2 separate regions of the Mus musculus genome follow, and region 1 is linked to region 2. The links are chromatin loops, found by intact Hi-C in ENCODE. Cell type or tissue: gastrocnemius. All regions are shown on one strand.

Region 1 (8,000 bases), 260 kb before region 2:
CCTGAGGCTTCAGCTACGCGAGGCGAGCACTCTGTCAACTGGGCTGTGTGTTTCTTGTTCTTTTGCTTGCTTGAAACCTGGAACTTTCTTTGTAGATTAGGCTGGACTTGAACTCACAGAGATCTGCCTGCCTCTGCTTCCCAAGTGCTGGGACTAAAGACCTGTGCCGCCACCACCCAATTATTCCTTTAGTGAAGTAAGAATTCTCTCCTGACTCCCATTCCAGCCAGGAAACATGGCCCTGCTCACTCTCCTCATTACTTATGGGGAAACTGAGACACGGAGAAGGAAGGAGCCTGCTCAGTTTCCTGCCAGGCCCCTCAGACACTGAGCAGGCAATGGTGTCATCCAGCAGCTGGAGGCAGGGATCTTCCCAAGGCCACCAGCACATCGAGGGAGATGGCAGTGGAATTACACATCCAGGGAGATTTAAGGAGAACAAAAATATTCTGGCACTTGCAGGATTGTGGGAGTTGATCAGGCTTCCCCGGTGGAATTCCTGCTTCCTCCTCCTCCTACACAGGGCACAGGGAGGGAGAGGCAGACAGGTGTGGGAGGCCCAGGGAGGAATGCCAGGGCCAGCAGGAGGGAGCCAAGAAGACCAAGAGTCACGCTGGCTACGGGCACTCTTTCTTCCCTACCTGGCTGGTCCTGCAGAACTAGTAGGGGTCCCCGGCCCCAAGGGCCAGTGGGGCTCACTTGTGTGAATGAGGGCCAAGATCCAAGCCCCCATGGTGTGACTCCAAAGCTTGGGCAAGAGCAAGGAGCAAGGATGGAAGCTATCCTAGGTCATAGGAAGGAGCGAGGAGATGCAGCCAAGAGAAGAAAGAAGGGGGGGGGGGGAAGGAATCAGGAGGATCCCCTGGAGAGGCAGGAGCAGAAAAAGGGGGGAAAGGCAGAGATGAGGGCAGCAACAGCTGCAGAAGCACACACCCAGGGTGCTCCTGAGCAGGGGCAGAGAAAGGACAGCTCTGGTCTGGTGCTGTCCCGGGACGCTACCTAGAACCTCAAGTCTGCCAAGTCACAGCCCCTGTTCAACCTGCCCTTGGGATCCCCAAGGTGCCATTCAGCGAGGGCTCTGAAGACAGACAGAGCCGGGCTGTAACTCCCATTGCACTTTCTCAACATAGTCCAATCCTAGGCTAATCTCGGTGCCTCTGTTTCTTCATCTGCAAAATGGGCGTATGGGGCCCCACACCAGCTCCAAGGAGTCCTGACACATGACTGATTTCCTCATAGAGTGGGCTTGGTATGGCCCCTCCCTCTCCAAGGCTCTATTCTTCTATTCCCTGGGAAAGAACTGGCTTAGCCTGGCCTCTCTAAACCCAAGGACAATTCTAGAATCAAGAACAGAAGGGGTTCTGCCCCACCTCGGGGCTTTCACACTTAAAGTTCCCTCTGCCAAGGCTAGAGGAACAGCACCAGAAAGCAGAGAAGAGACTGAGGGAGGAGGGGCATGCAGGACTAGGCTAGTGACAGGGGACCCCTGCCTGCAGGGGATCTAAGCACACAAAGGGACCAGTGGGTGACCAGCCCCTCCCCGGGGCCTTCCTGGGGCATCTACCTGCCCCTCCCTCTCTGAGTCTGCGTGCCCAGAGACCATTAGTGTGGCTTTGTTTTGAGTGCTGTCTCCACTACCAAGAGCTCTGGCCGCAGGGCCTCCATTAGGGACCCTTTCCCAGGGCCGATGACAGGCGGCAAACAGCTCCCCTGCGAGCCAGCAGTAATTGCTGCTGTCTCCAAGGCCGGAAATGATTTTTTTAAAGCCCCACAAAGCAAAACAGACACCTGGCTACACGCTTTCTGCCTTCCCACCTCAGCCAGGAAGCAAGCCTGAAGGTCCAAGCACAGGGGGCACTCCTGGCGGCCAAGAGTATGCTGAGGAATCCAGGCTGGCGGCCCCAGCCCACCCTGCCTCCCAGAGCCTCAGTTTTCTCATCCACAAGCTAGGCAGTAGAATGATGTCAAGGGTAGGTGAGGGTTGGAGCACAGGAGACCTGGAGGGCAGCTAGAGGGAAGGATGGGAGTGAGGCAGGCAGGGAAGGGCACAGGTTTGCGATGGGAGAGGAGCCTGGCACAGGCACAGGCTGGGAGAGGACATACTCTACGCATGAGGCATGCATACACCTCCTCCCCAGATGCTGAACCAGCAACCCCCCAAGCCCACACTCAGTGAGCCTCGAACTATACTCCTGGTCTCATGGTGGGCAGCATCTCCTCCAGCCTCCCACACCAGCCTGAGCTCCTGTTTCCCACACGGCAGCAGCCCTGACCCAGGCTTTTCCCACTCTCCGACGGGGCGTGTGCAGACACGGTTCAGTGCCTGTCTTGCAAGCACAAGGACTTGAGTTTGATCCCCAATGTCATAAAGGGGGAGGTGGTGGTATTACAGTGCTGGGGTAGGGGTGGGGAGTGGGGTGGCAGGGATAGGTGGATCCTTGGGGCTTGCTGGCTAGCCAGCCTGTGCTAATTGATAAGACTCAGACCAATGAGAAACCCTGTCTCAAAAAGTCAAGATGATCTGGGTCTAAGGAGGAGCATCTAGGGTTGTTCTCTGGCCTCCTCTCCATGTGCACACATGCATACAGCAGTGGGGTTCTCATTAGACTCAGAGGATTACGGTCACTGAGAAAAGTGGAGAGCCACCGGTTTGGGCAAGTTGGGACCCTCTAAGTCTCAACAATTGCTCACTTATTCATTCATTCATTCTTCATTCACTCATTCATTTACTCATTTGGTTGACATTTATTGAATACCCACTCTGTGTGTTTTTGAAATAGGTAATATATGTGTGTGGTTCTGAGTTGCCATTAATGAGGTATGTGTGGTGTGTGTGGGTGTGTGTGTTGTGTGGTGTACAGACAGAGAAGAGAAAGGTGGGGGCAGGTGAGGGACATCGGAGAGAAGATGGGAATATCGGACACAGAGAAACGAACAAAGATAGTAAGGCAGAGAGGGAAGAAAAGAGGAGGGAAAGCTCTGGAGAGACAGACTACCAGGGTGAAGTGGGCCCAGGGAGGAAGACCAGGTAGATGGCAGGCACAGCAGCTGGCAGGTGGCACTGCTGACCCCAAGCTGTTAGTTCTCCACGGCCCCTTTCAGCTCCTGAGCTGATATCCCAAGGGCAGTGGAGGCTGACCCTGAAGCAAAGGCCACAGAGGGTCCCAGGCTGGCTCCTCCGCAGGGAAGCGAAAGGATAGCCAGACTCCCTCCCAGCCTGCCCTCTCTCCAGCGATAGCCACCCAAACATACTACAGGCATGCATTTAAGCAAAACCATCATTGCCAAGCTGGGAATCCCAGGTGGGGACACACTCACTGAACCCCCGCATTCTCCCGACAATGGCAGACTGGGACTCCGGAGTACCCTGTGGGTTCTTTCAGGCAGAACACAGCACCCCCAGTACCCTGGCATTCCCTCCCCCATGACAGATTCACAAGCCAGGGCACCGAGCCAGGGCACTGTCAGGTTCAGGACCAGGGACTGCCTACACACTCTGCTGGCAGCCAAGCAAACAGCTGAAAACTCAGGCGCCTGGCTGTGTGCTTCTCGCCCAGACTGAGCCTGGCTGTGTCCTGCCACAGCCGTGTGTCTCCAGGTCAGTCATATCTGACCTTCCCTCAGCATTCTGATCTGAGAAACTGGGTTGCCTTTGACTCTGTGTCGATGACCACATGATAAGAGAAAAAAATGGAGAAGTGTGTGGAGAAGAGACTGGATAAATGTGCCTCAGGCTGTGAGGAACCTCAGCCCACCCTCCCCCAGCCCCCACTCCACCCCCAACTCCATTTACATTTGCTACTGTGAGCAGAGTGTGGACTTTTTTGAAGGGATTTTAGAAGCCTAGCATTTAGAAGCTAACTCAGCATTGTTCAGATGGGGAAACTGAGGCCAGGAGACAGGCAAGGAAGCCACCCAGCAAGGCAGAGGCAAGGGAGGGCTGGGCAAAGCCACGGGTGTGTCTGTTCATCCCTCTCCATGTTAACATTTTGCTCTGAGCTGGAGTAAAGCCATCAGGCCCATGTCCCCATCCCAACACAGCTCTCCATCTCCCCTCCCACCTACTCCTAATCAGCCCGTGGCGAGCTGGCAATGTGTGAGATCTTTATGAACACTTGCTGTGTTCAGGCTTCTCCACCCTGCACTGGCTCAGGATAGGAACCTTCAGGAACCTATATAGTAGAACCTGCCCATGATAACCCCAGCTGAGGAGTGGCTGGCTCCTGCTCGCACCCTTTCTGGACTGGGAAGCCCTCTCTACACACTGTCACGGTCCAGAGGTGAGTTCCCTTCTCTGAGCTGAGTGTCACACCCTGCTTCCCTGTTCCCTAAATAGCCTCACAAAATCTACTTGAATATTCCTTCTGGGTACCGTTGTCTGTCTTTCCCACAAGCCCGACAACTCCCCAGGACAAGAACCTTATCTGTCCACTTCACTAATAGTTTCCAGGAGCTGAATGGCCTGGCACGAGGCAGGTGCTCAATTGGTGTCTGTCGAATAAATGAATGAACAGCTTCTAACACTTGGCAGCATCCCCCACCAACGTATAGCCCTGGCATGCCCCCAAAGCTGCCCATTCCCACTCTGGATGCCCACAGCCAGACCTGAGTCCCACCTGTACTATGATGGTCTTAATGGTTTCCTATAAACAAGCCCACTATTTTTAATACCCGGTTAGTCTCATCCTAAGCAATCGTATCTGTGAAATCACAGTTTTGATGTGCTGGCTATATTTTCCAGCCCACATTAAAATAAATGCATAACTATTAAAACGTAAGAGGTTTGTCTGGGCTCTGCCTAAGACCCGTTTCTCAGGGAGGACTCAGGTTTGCTGAGGCTCCGGGGAGGCTCTGGGAGGGATTGAAACTGAAGTTTGGGGGGTGAAGCCGAACTGAACTAAGGCCCCAGAGATCCCACTGATGGCTTCCAAGGAGGAGGGGAAGTATTCAGCTGTGTGTGTGGTGGTGGGTGGGTGAGCTTGAGGAATAGCTGTAGGCTCAGCTGCCCACCTTCCTTCTCCAGGATACTGGGCACGGCAGGGACTCAGCAGGTGGGTCCTGATCCTGTATCACCGATGGTCACTGGCTGGCTGGCTTCTATGGTTTAACCTTCTGCTTCTTTTCTGACGGGTCATCGGGTCAGGGAGGAAACTCCCTTGGACCCCCTCACCCACCTGGCAAACACATCCATAAGTACTCAGGGGCTGGGCCCAGGCTACCCACAGCAAAGTGACGTCAGTCGTACCCACCCCTGACGGTGACCAGTAGCCTTGAGGAGAATCTAATTTTATAAGGTTTTTACTGTAAACTTGTGATACTTAAATTATCTTAGTGTTTTAAAAATACATTAATATGGAGGGAGCAAGTGTGAGAATTTGTATCTCAAACCTTTACCTTGCTGTCCATCCATCCATCCATCCATCCATCCACCCACCTATCCATCTTCCCTTCCTTCCTTCTCTGCACCTCCCAGAGCTGGCTTCAGATGCTTTTCCCATAGCCCCATCAACTTAGTTTGGACCTAAAGTCTCAGGGAGTGGGTAAGTACCTGGAAGTGGGCTTAAGTCAGGTTACCTCTCTTCCCCTCTCTCTCCTTATTCTTTCCTTCCATAATCAATCAATCAATCAATCAATCAATCAATCAATCAATCCATCTGGTGGCTTTCCCTCCTAAGGATGTCTTGCTATGTAGCCCTGCAGGTCACAAGGAAATTCCCCATCACCCTTGCTGTCCCAGTGTGTAACAAGGAGTAGAGTCCGAGAGGCCACCTGTAGCTGTAGTTTGGCAGAATTGGCCCCAGGAGTCTGCTGATGGGCAAGGTGTCAAAAGCGACCAGGGTGAAGGCCTTGAGGTAAACCATTTCTGAGGGCCAATTTCCCACAGGAGCCTGGGAGCCCTCAAGCCCAGGCTGAGTATTTATGAGAGTATTGATGGCATAATCACTAGTGTAGGAGACAAAGGAGAACACACATTTTTAACATCAGAACCTTCAGGACTCGATTTTCTTCAGTAATCCAGCCACCAAACCAGCCAGTTTATCGATGGTGAGCTGCTACCAACAGTTAGGCAAGGAACCCGGGAAGGCCAGAGACACTTTTTTTTTTCAGAACATGAGCTACAGTCAAAGCCAGGAGCCCCTCCTCCAGAGCACCCCATTGCTTCTTCCTGGCAATGCAGAGCACCTCAGAGCAGCAATCACTCACTGGACTGAGAGCCAGGCCAAGCTGGGGGCTCTGTCTGCACTAGGGAGACGTTAATAATTGAAGGTGGTGGGCTGGGTTGGGGGCTGCCTGCTGCAGTGGGTTTTCGAGGCTTCTCTGTCTAGATCACTCCTCCTCAGGAAGCCAAAGCAAGCTCAGTACTCGGTGATTCCCACTCTCCATCCCTAGCAGGTAGGGGTGACTGTTGGAGGCAGGGCTTCCCCGTCTCCAGATGCCAAGAGCTGCCTAGGAGTTCATTAAAATGCAGATGGGGGCGGGGACCGAGGCGTAGCTCAGCGGGACAGTTCTTACCCGGCAAGTACAAGGCCCTGGGCTTGATCCCCCCCCCCCCTGCACGACTGAAAGAAGGGAGCAGAGATGGCTCAGCAGGTAAAGGTGTTTGCTGCCAAGTCTGACAAACTGAGTTCAAACCCCAGGACTCATACAGTGGCGAGAGAGAACCAATTCCTGCATGTTTCCTCTGACCTCCACATGTGCACCTCCACAAAATAAACAAATGGAAAAAAAGAAGAAAAGGAAGGAAGGAAGGAAGGAAGGAAGGAAGGAAGGAAGGAAGGAAGGAAGGAAGGAAGGAGGGAGGGAGGGAGGGAGGGAGGGAGGGGCAGGCAGGCCTATGGGGGCATATACATTATCACAAATAACCTGGTGGGCTCAGACTAGGGCCTATAAATGTCTTCACAAAGCTTCTGCCTTCCTGTCCACACCCAGAAAAAGCACAGGAAGCTTAGATATGGACTCCAGTAAGATCTGCCTCCTTCCAGAGCTTCTGGTCCCTCTTGGTGAAACATGCGGCCTTAACGGTTCCCCGGGGAACCCCCCCTGGAGTTAGGGCTCTGCAGAGAAAGAAGTTCATTACAGGACTAGGCTGAGTCTGCCCAGAGGCTGGCCTCGAGATGATAGATCCAGAGTCACTGGCACCCCTTATTCTGATGTGGTCCTCCAGGTTCTGCACAGGCACAGTGACCTTGGGTGAGTCGTTTGGTGAGCTCTCCAAACGCAGTTTTCTTGAGTATCTATCTAATGCCAGCCTGCATGAGTTCACAGTGGGGAGAGGTCTGGGCACTTAGAACACACAGTCAGCATTCCATACACTGTAGGTCCATCCCCTCCCACCCCTGCTAGGGGCATAGCCATGAGCTGCCCTTTTCTTGTGAGGAAAGCCAGAGCAGCTGCCATTGCGATGTAGGAGGTGTGAGTCTCCCCATCCTGTCTCTGAGTGCTGGGGTTCGGGTGCCTTCTGAGAGCCAGGCACCATCCATTCTGCAAGCTTTGGCGATGCTTCCTCTGAAGGCGGTTGAGTGGACGTTGGGGGAGGGGGGTGTTGGGGAGTAAACAGACATCCTTGCTGGCTGACCTGCCTGGTCACAGACACTCCGTGTGACAACCCCAGGGACAGACAGGTGCAAGGCAATAGCTGGTGGCTGGGCAGGATCAGGTGGAGCTGCAGCCGTGAGCTGACACCAAGCTAAGCAGTTGAGGTTTGTGGGTTCATCCCTAGGACTCCCTGCTCCGAGCCCCAACCCTTTCTCCTAAACCCATAGACACCATCCTGACCTGGCCTTATTCCCTGAATCAGCTGAGGACATGCGGAGCCCAGGAATAATGAAACGATCAGGCTCCAATCTGCTAAACAGCAATTTCGGGGCTTTTTCAGCACACACAGCTTTTATCAAATTGGTATTCTCCTCCTGAACACAAATGGCTTATTAGACATGACCCACTTATTCGCCGCGTCTCACTATCATTAATAACTGTTTCTTTTTGTGATTAAGTGAGTG
Region 2 (8,000 bases):
TCACAGTTTCCTCATTTAGACTCAATATGTGGCGTTTGCCCACTCCACATAGCTCTACCCTGACCTTTGAAGGCCCACCCACCCACCAGGCCTTATACACCCCTCTGTTTCTTGGTTTCAAATTAGTTTCGTGTCAGATCAGTATTGAGCTGAGGTGGAGAGGCCAAGGTGCCGGTGAGGGAGATGGCTCAGTGGGTAAGGGTACCCAAGGGAAAGCAAGAGGGCCTGAATGTCCAGCACCCAAGTAAAAAGCTGACTGTGGTCATGTGGGTCTATAACCCCAGCACTGGGTGGCAGAGACAGGCTCTCTGGACAGCTGGCCAGTCTACCCAAAAGGACATGCTTCAGGTTCAGTCAGTGTCATTGCCCCAAAAACTGAGCTGGAGGGCCAGAGAGATAGCTCAGCAGGCAAAGACATTTACCTGATGACCCATGAGTTCAATCCCTGAGACCCATGTGGTTGAAAAGAGAGAACCAACTCCTTCAAGTTGTCCTTTGACCTCAATATGCACACCATGGCACATATGTGTACCATCATACACACAAATACATAGATATATATACACATGTTCGCGTAAATAGGAAAAAGTTAAGGTGTAAATTGACAGACGCTCTGTCATTCACATGTGGGCATGTTGGCATAGACGCACGCTTACACATACTGATACACCTACACCACACACACATGCTGAGGTCACAAGATACGTATGTATGTTCATCCACTTGAATTCCTCCATTGCCAAACGATGCTTGCTCTTGACCTTTGCCCACCCTCCAGAACTAAGGTCATCTACCTGGGATTGTGTCGCTATACTCAGTACCCCTCGACAAGCAGAAAGCCTACTTCCAACCAAGACTACTGGGAAAGGGGCATAAAGTAGAGAAACAATGTGGCCAAAGTCATGCTACTCTCCTGAGGTGCAATTTCTGCTGCTGAGCGGAAAGGGAGGCCTGAAGAGATGGACCACTGGGTAAAAGTGCATGCCACTCAGGTGTGAGGACCGGAGTTTGGATCCCCAGCACCTACATAAATGCTAAGTGTGCCAGTAAAACTAGTTAACTGGAGGTAAAAGTGGAATTCCTGGAGCAAGCTGGCTACCTGGACTAGCTGTATAGTTGTTCTGCCTCAGTGTACAGTGTATCTGCATATGCAGAGAGGACCACAGGCATGCAAATGTAAACACACATATGCATACACTGCCAATCACACACACACACACACACACACACACACACACACACACACGTTAGTAAAGAGAGAGAGAGACTGATAGATGTAAATACACAGGTGGGAAGGATGGAAGGAAAGAGCAGAGGGAGAAAACTGGGAGGTGAACAGGATGAGGGAGGAGGAGGAAATGAGAGCAGGGAGTGGGCAGAAGGGGAGAAGAGAGAAGGGGGGGAGGGAAGGAGAGAGAGAGAAGAGAGGGAGGTAAGATAGAAAGGGGGAGTGTCCCCCCCCACATCTTTTTGCTTTGCTTTCCTAACACATTTCTCTTTCATCTGACCTTAGAAGAGTCTATTTGTGTTGAGATTTTAAATTGAGAAGTTTCCCCCCCCCCTTTTTCCCCACAAACATCCCCATGCTGTTAGCCTGGTTCTAGATTAATTTCTATTCATGCCAGTGGCTTCAGTATTTATTCTCCTCCAAAATCACTGAGTTGGAAGGGACAGAGTGAAAGTCATTTGGCTTTGTGTTTATTTGCGTTCCGAGCCTGAGCCTGGAGAGCGGGGGTTGGGGGGGGGGGCAGATGCCACTGTAGGCAAGAGGGGTGATTGCTAGAGCCTGACTCTCCTGCCCAAATCTTGTGATAAGCAGGGCACTGGTGGACGGGTCAGAGCTACAAGTCCCTGGGACTCAGCCAGTCAGCATTCCGGATGGATTTTGAAGCTTCTAGTAAACTCAGTGCCACTGTCGCCAAGAAGTCTGGCCTGGACATGGGGATCTGCGTCTGGAGATACAGCTGGCTTCACCATTTCGTGCCTGCAGAACCCAATGAGCATCCCTTTGTTCTCTGAGCCTCATTGGCTCTTCTCTGCAACAGGAGATCAGTAAAGTGCTGTCATGAGGGGATGGGGGCACCACGGAGGTGACATTTCAGGCAGAGTATGGCATAGTGTTTGCGAGCTGAGTACGTAGAGATCCTGCATAGGAGCAGATATTCTGCAAGCAGAAGAGAATATACTAATTCTCTCCCCAGTGTGTGCCTGCCTGTGTAACCTTGGCCCAGCAGACTTACTCCTCGGAGCCCATATTTATGAGCAGTCCAGGCAGAGATGATACAGTGGCACTTCCTAGTGTCGTGGGGGAAGAGTGAACCAGAACAACCATGCACGAGGCTCACCATGTTGCCTGGTACACAGTAAGAGCTCAGTGGGTACTCATTAGAAACAAAGCATATAGGCAGGCACCCACAAAGCAAAGAGACGGAGAGACTGGGATAGCAGCACAAAGGACAGAGAAAGGAATGGAAGGAATGGGATGTAGGACACTGGAACTGCAACCATCAGAGCAGTGGTAGGAGCTGAGCTGCTGATGAGGGCAGAGGAGCCCCTCACAGACCTCGTATGGCAGTCAAGGGAGGTTTGACTTCTCTCTGAAAAAGGGTAGAGCTGCTGGGGGTGGGGGGCTAAGCCAGAGAGGAGTGTGGTCATGTGATGATTAAAACGATTAACTTGACAGGACCCTAGGAAAAGAATTTCTGCTCGTGGCCATGAGGGATTATCTAGATGAGGTTAGCCTCGGAGCACGCCTGTGAGGGATTATCTAAATTAGGTTAATTGAGGTGGAGTCTTGGTTTCCTTTGCAGTTGCTATGACAACTTAAGGGAGAGAGGGCTTATTTGGTTTATAATTCCAGGTTGTAGTCCATCATTGTGGGGATGTCAAGGATGACAGGAACTTGAAGCACAGGTCACATCCTCAGTCCAAAAACAAAGAGAAAATGAATGAAATATGTTAGCGCTCAGTGTATTGTCTCCGTTCTTTTAGCATTTAGAATTTTCTTCCTAGGGATTGGTGCCACCCACAGTGGGTAGATTCTCCCACCTCAGTTAACATAATCAAGATAATCCCCACCGACCAACCTGATCTAGGCAGTTCCTCCTGGAGGCCATCTTCCCAGGTGTTTCTAAATTGTGTCACTTTGACAGTCCAAACAAGCCATCACAGGTAGGAAGAAGACCCTGTGGGTAGCAAGCACCGTTCTCTAAGCTAGGATCCCGAACTGAATAAAAAGGAGACGGCAAACAGAAAAACAAATCTTGTCATAGCAATGATACAGAGTAACCATGTACTGGGACAACCTGAGTTTGCAGTTTGAGCTTGGGAGGAAGGTGTGAGTGAGCAGGTGTTGATAAATGGATGGAAAACAAGCCCAGGCCCCTATGAGGAAGGACCTGCCTAGAGCCTGTGGCGAGGCCTCTGGAGAAAAAAGATAGAATCCTGGCTTCTCTCTTTTCTTCTCTTGTCCCAAACAAGTCCCAGAGTCCTGGTGCCATGTGACCATGCCCCAAGCACTACACACAAAACAGCCAGGATAACCAGAACTAAACAAGTACTGGGCTAGCTAGCTAGTATGAGGTGCAACTGAGTGGCTTCCCTGGTCCTACTTCCTTCCCATACCCCTCCTCTCTCCCATGCTCTCCTCTTCTCCTCCTCTTCCTCCTCATGCACGGATCCAGCTAGAAATGACTGCATGAGGACCAGACTGAGGACCAGGTTAGCACCATGCAAGTCCTTCCCAGCCCCTCATGACCACACCCCTCATGACCACACCCCTTCCTGACCACACCTCCTCATGACCACACCCCCTCATGACCACACCTATACTATGGCAGCATCAGCCAGGAAAGTCACACAGTCAGGCAATGCCAATTTCAGTCAGGGTGAGTGGGATCTAAGGGATTACAAGGCCTTGAACTAGAAAGGGAACGCGGAACAGTCCAGCCGGAGGTCCTGAGGCTCCCGCCCTCTTTCAGGTACCCTCTTGTTCCCTCGGTTATGGCCCCGTGTCATACGCTGTGGAAGCACATTGTCCTGCCCACACTATCATAATCCCCGTCTCCCCAGCCTCGCCCTCTGCTTCTTACCTCAATACAGCAAGCTCCCCGAATACTTCCCCACCTCCGGTCCTTCTGTATGCATGCCCCCTCTCTTCCCCACCTGTCTCTATGGAGACTCTCTCCCTGACAACTCCATCCGAGTCTTCCATCATCCTCTCTCTGAAGCTTGTTCATTTCCTTTATAGCTCCTATCGTTGTTTGAAACTGAGTTAATTGGTTTGATTCATGCCTATCTCTTTCTCTCTCAAGACTTTCAGTCCAGCAAGGGAGTTTAGGCCTAATGAGATGAATCAAGCTTTCCGTGTAAAAGATAGCCAGTAAATATTTATAGGAAGACATAGAGGAAGGGGAAAAAAAACAATGGGAAAGGAAGGAGGAAAAAGAGAGGGAGGCCAGGAGGGTGGGAGGGAGGAAAGAAGGAAGAAGGGGACGGAAGAAAAAATGAGCTTGAGAATAGAGAAGGTAGGAAAGAGGGAGGACCTGACACAAGGGCCTGCCCATTCACAGACCTAGACAGGAAGTCCCTGGCCCAAAAGACTATGTGCACTATGAAGCCACCATGGAAACCCAGACCTAGAGCCTGGTTAGCGGCACATGCCTAGCATCCCAACAGTCAGAGAGCTGAGGCAGAAGAATTAAAAGTGTGAGGTTTGAGGCCAGTCTGGGCTACGTATGGATGCACTGCTTCAAAGCAAACAGCACAAGCTTATCAGGTCTTCCCCTACTCCCTGTCCTACCCTCCAGACTGCTAAGTGCCTCAAACTACCCTAAACACATTCCGTGCACAGCTGGGCACCTGCAGGCGCTCAAGCTACAGAACAGGAAGGTGATTTCCAAGGGGTCAGGGCTCCTTCCAGATCCCCAGAGGTGATTCGACAGCAGGTGGCTTCTCTGCTTTCTCAGGCACAGTGTGCGCCTCTCCTCTGAGACCTGTGCCCAACTGTGTTGACTCAGATCAAGAGCATCTTCTCTGTGTGTCTTTGTGTCACTTGCTTCTCCACTCCGTGTTAAGCTGGCATGCACATCCCAGCAGCTCCATTCCGCTCATCTTTGCGGCTCTCTGTTCTTCCTTAACCCCCTTCCCACCCTCTCCTTTACCTCCCTCCCTCTCCCCTCCCTCCCTCCCTCTCTTCCTTCTTCCTGGTGGATTCCTGTTTTATTCAATATATTCAATATATTATCCACTGTTACTGTCAACTCATCTTGAGATTTACACTGCCCCAGGTCTTGGGTCCCCTTAAAACTAGATCCTACATTCCTTTCAAAGGAAATGGTATCTAGGGGCTGGAGAGATGGATGGCTCAGCAGATAAGAGCACTGACTGCTCTTCTGAAGGTCCTGAGTTCAAATTCCAGGAACCACATGGTGGCTCACTGTGGAGAGCCGGTACGTGCTGCGAGCAATCGCATGCGTGCTGCCAGTAATCTCTGAGGAGAGCCGTGTGTGCCGCGAGCAATCGCCATTATAAGATGGTGCGGGCCTCCGCTGTGCCTAACTAGTAAACAAGCCTTGTACGCAGGTGCGAGAGTGAATTCACTCCTAGTCACTCCCATTCTCGGGGTGTAATAGTGGGGTGATGGGCAAGCAACGAATCGGGAGCTGTCACGCCATATCAGGTGCTGAAACGTCACGCTGCGGGTTATAAAAGCAGCGCCATTTTCCCGGTTTGGGATCTTCCTGAGAAACAAGCAATAAAGCTCTTGCCGCGGAAGATTCTGGTTTGTTGCGTCTTTCTTGCCGGTCGAGCGGGACGCAATAAGTGGCGCCGAAGAACCCGGGAACTGTCATCACACCGGCGCAAGGAAGATCCCTCGTTCGCGGGGCAGAATCAGAACCGTGGGACAAAAGGCTCTACAAGGTACGTACAATCTTGAAATTTCTCCAGAGTTAGAAGCCCTTTTGATTGTTTGCATGACGACTATGAGGATTGTCAGCAAATGGTAGAAGCGGGGCAGAAAGTTCTGGACAAAATTCAAGAAAGTCTATCAGAGGTAGAGCGGGGAGAGAAAGTAAAAGTAGAGAGGAAACAAAGTGCACTGAAGAATTTAGGCCTTTCCACGGGCCTTGAGCCCGAGGAAAAGAGATATAAAGGAAAGAATGCCTTGGGAGAGATAAGAAAAAGGGATGAAAAGGGAGAGAAGAAGGGAGATCGAGCTGGAGAGGCACATAAGGAAAGGAGCCTTTACCCGCCACTGGATGAATTTAAGCAGCTAGCTCTTAGTAACTCAGAACCAGATGAAGGAATTAGCGCCTCTGAAGAAATGGACTCGGAGGAGGAAGCAGTTCGTTATAAGGGAGAAAGGTACCAGCAAGATAAAATGTAAGCTACTCAGTCCAGAAAAAGGCAAAAAGCGGCTGGCGAAAGCCAGCTTGCTGCTCGGCCTCCGGACTGTCGGCTTCAGGGTCCTAGTGCACCTCCGCTTTATGTGCAGAAGTAGTGGTCAATTTTTACCTACGCCTCATGTAGGGGTAAACCCTCGTGGCGTCAGGCCATTACAGGTCTGGCAAATGGATGTCACTCATATTTCCTCCTTTGGGAAGAAATCAATATTTACATGTTTCTATTGACACCTGCTCTGGTGTAATGTTTGCCACACCTTTAACAGGTGAAAAAGCCTCTCATGTTATACAGCACTGCCTAGAAGCGTGGAGTGCTTGGGGCAAGCCCACAATTCTAAAAATGGATAATGGGCCAGCATATACTTCTACTAAATTTCAACAATTTTGTCATCAAATGGATGTCACTCACTTGACTGGCCTTCCTTATAATCCTCAAGGACAAGGCATTGTGGAATGTGCCTACTGCACACTCAAATCTTATCTTATAAAACAAAAAGGGGAGTTGATGAGACTCTGCCCTCAGTGCCAAGAGTAGTGGTATCTATGGCACTCTTTACACTTAATTTTTTGAATCTCGACGAGCAGGGACACTCTGCAGCTGAGCGACATAGCTCAGACCCTGATAGACCAAAAGAAATGGTCAAATGGAAGGATGTTTTAACTGGTCAGTGGAAAGGCCCGGATCCTATCTTAATCAGATCCCGGGGAGCTGTTTGTGTTTTTCCACAGAGTGAAGACAACCCATTTTGGCTGCCGGAACGACTCACCCGCAGGATATTCATCAAGGATGGTGCAGAAGATGCTGACCTCCCGAGGACTGTTCCTGATCCTGACAATGCTGAACTTGTCTCAGGTTCCTAGTATAATGGGCGAGCAGAGATGGGCTATTCTCTCGACTTTCCCTAAACCAATGCCAGTTCGCCATGATGCTATAGTTTTTCCAAAATTCTTTACTACTAATAAAACAGTGGATTTGCCATATTTACCCTATGATCCCACCCGAGCACCATTAGGAGAAAATCGCTCTTTACTAGAACAGGGTTCTTTATGTTTTCAAATTAATGGACCAGGAAATTGTATCAACCTCACAGCCCGAGCTTTGGGGAAGTTTAATGAGCGTCGAGGAGGTTGGGTGAGCACAACCCAAGATACTTCCAATGTAGAGATAACCTTTACAAATCGGACCTTTTGGCAGGAGGTAAATTGGGTTAATGGTACATTTCTACCACCTAACTTTTCAGACAAAGAACGTCCACACCAACCAAAAATAGCCCCTCATTGTAGTTTGGAAGATGAAGGGCTGATCCTGTCTTGGTCTGATTGTCAATCCTCCATCACTCATTGGGCAGATCAGAGTAAAACCTTTTCCTTTTCTCCCAACATGATAGATGACCCAGAGAAGGAATTTGTTATGAAAAAGGGACTTTTCATACAGGACTTTAGAATGCATCCCTTTCACAAGTGGGTGCTTTGTGGAGTCAATGGCAGTTGTACAGAACTCAATCCTTTGATTTTTATCCAGGGAGGAGCAGTTGGAAAGGCTTCTTTTACTGGCATCTCAAGATTTGCTCAGTATTGGGGAATACATGATGCCTC

Evidence for each region. Hi-C counts contacts between places; a loop is a spot of excess contacts. Peaks named below come from ENCODE experiments on the same cell type or tissue, not always from the same donor. Only the 100,000 strongest peaks of a DNase experiment are listed, where the experiment ranks them.
Region 1: it touches region 2 in a loop (1.8-fold over the local background); 2 of 42 quality-filtered maps call a loop at or near these places.

The regions. Positions count from the first base shown.
Region 1 is chr2:157,917,202-157,925,201 of GRCm38, reverse strand. All of the region lies in intron 1 of Vstm2l (V-set and transmembrane domain containing 2-like), which reads right to left. Among named protein-coding and RNA genes, the nearest start is that of Vstm2l, 6.5 kb to the right of the region's middle. In gastrocnemius, no CTCF peak of the experiment used is centred here; DNase peaks (open chromatin) are centred at 629, 3,114 and 3,472.
Region 2 is chr2:157,653,854-157,661,853 of GRCm38, reverse strand. No RefSeq gene overlaps it. Among named protein-coding and RNA genes, the nearest start is that of Gm34293, 19 kb to the left of the region's middle. In gastrocnemius, no CTCF peak of the experiment used is centred here; no DNase peak of the experiment used is centred here.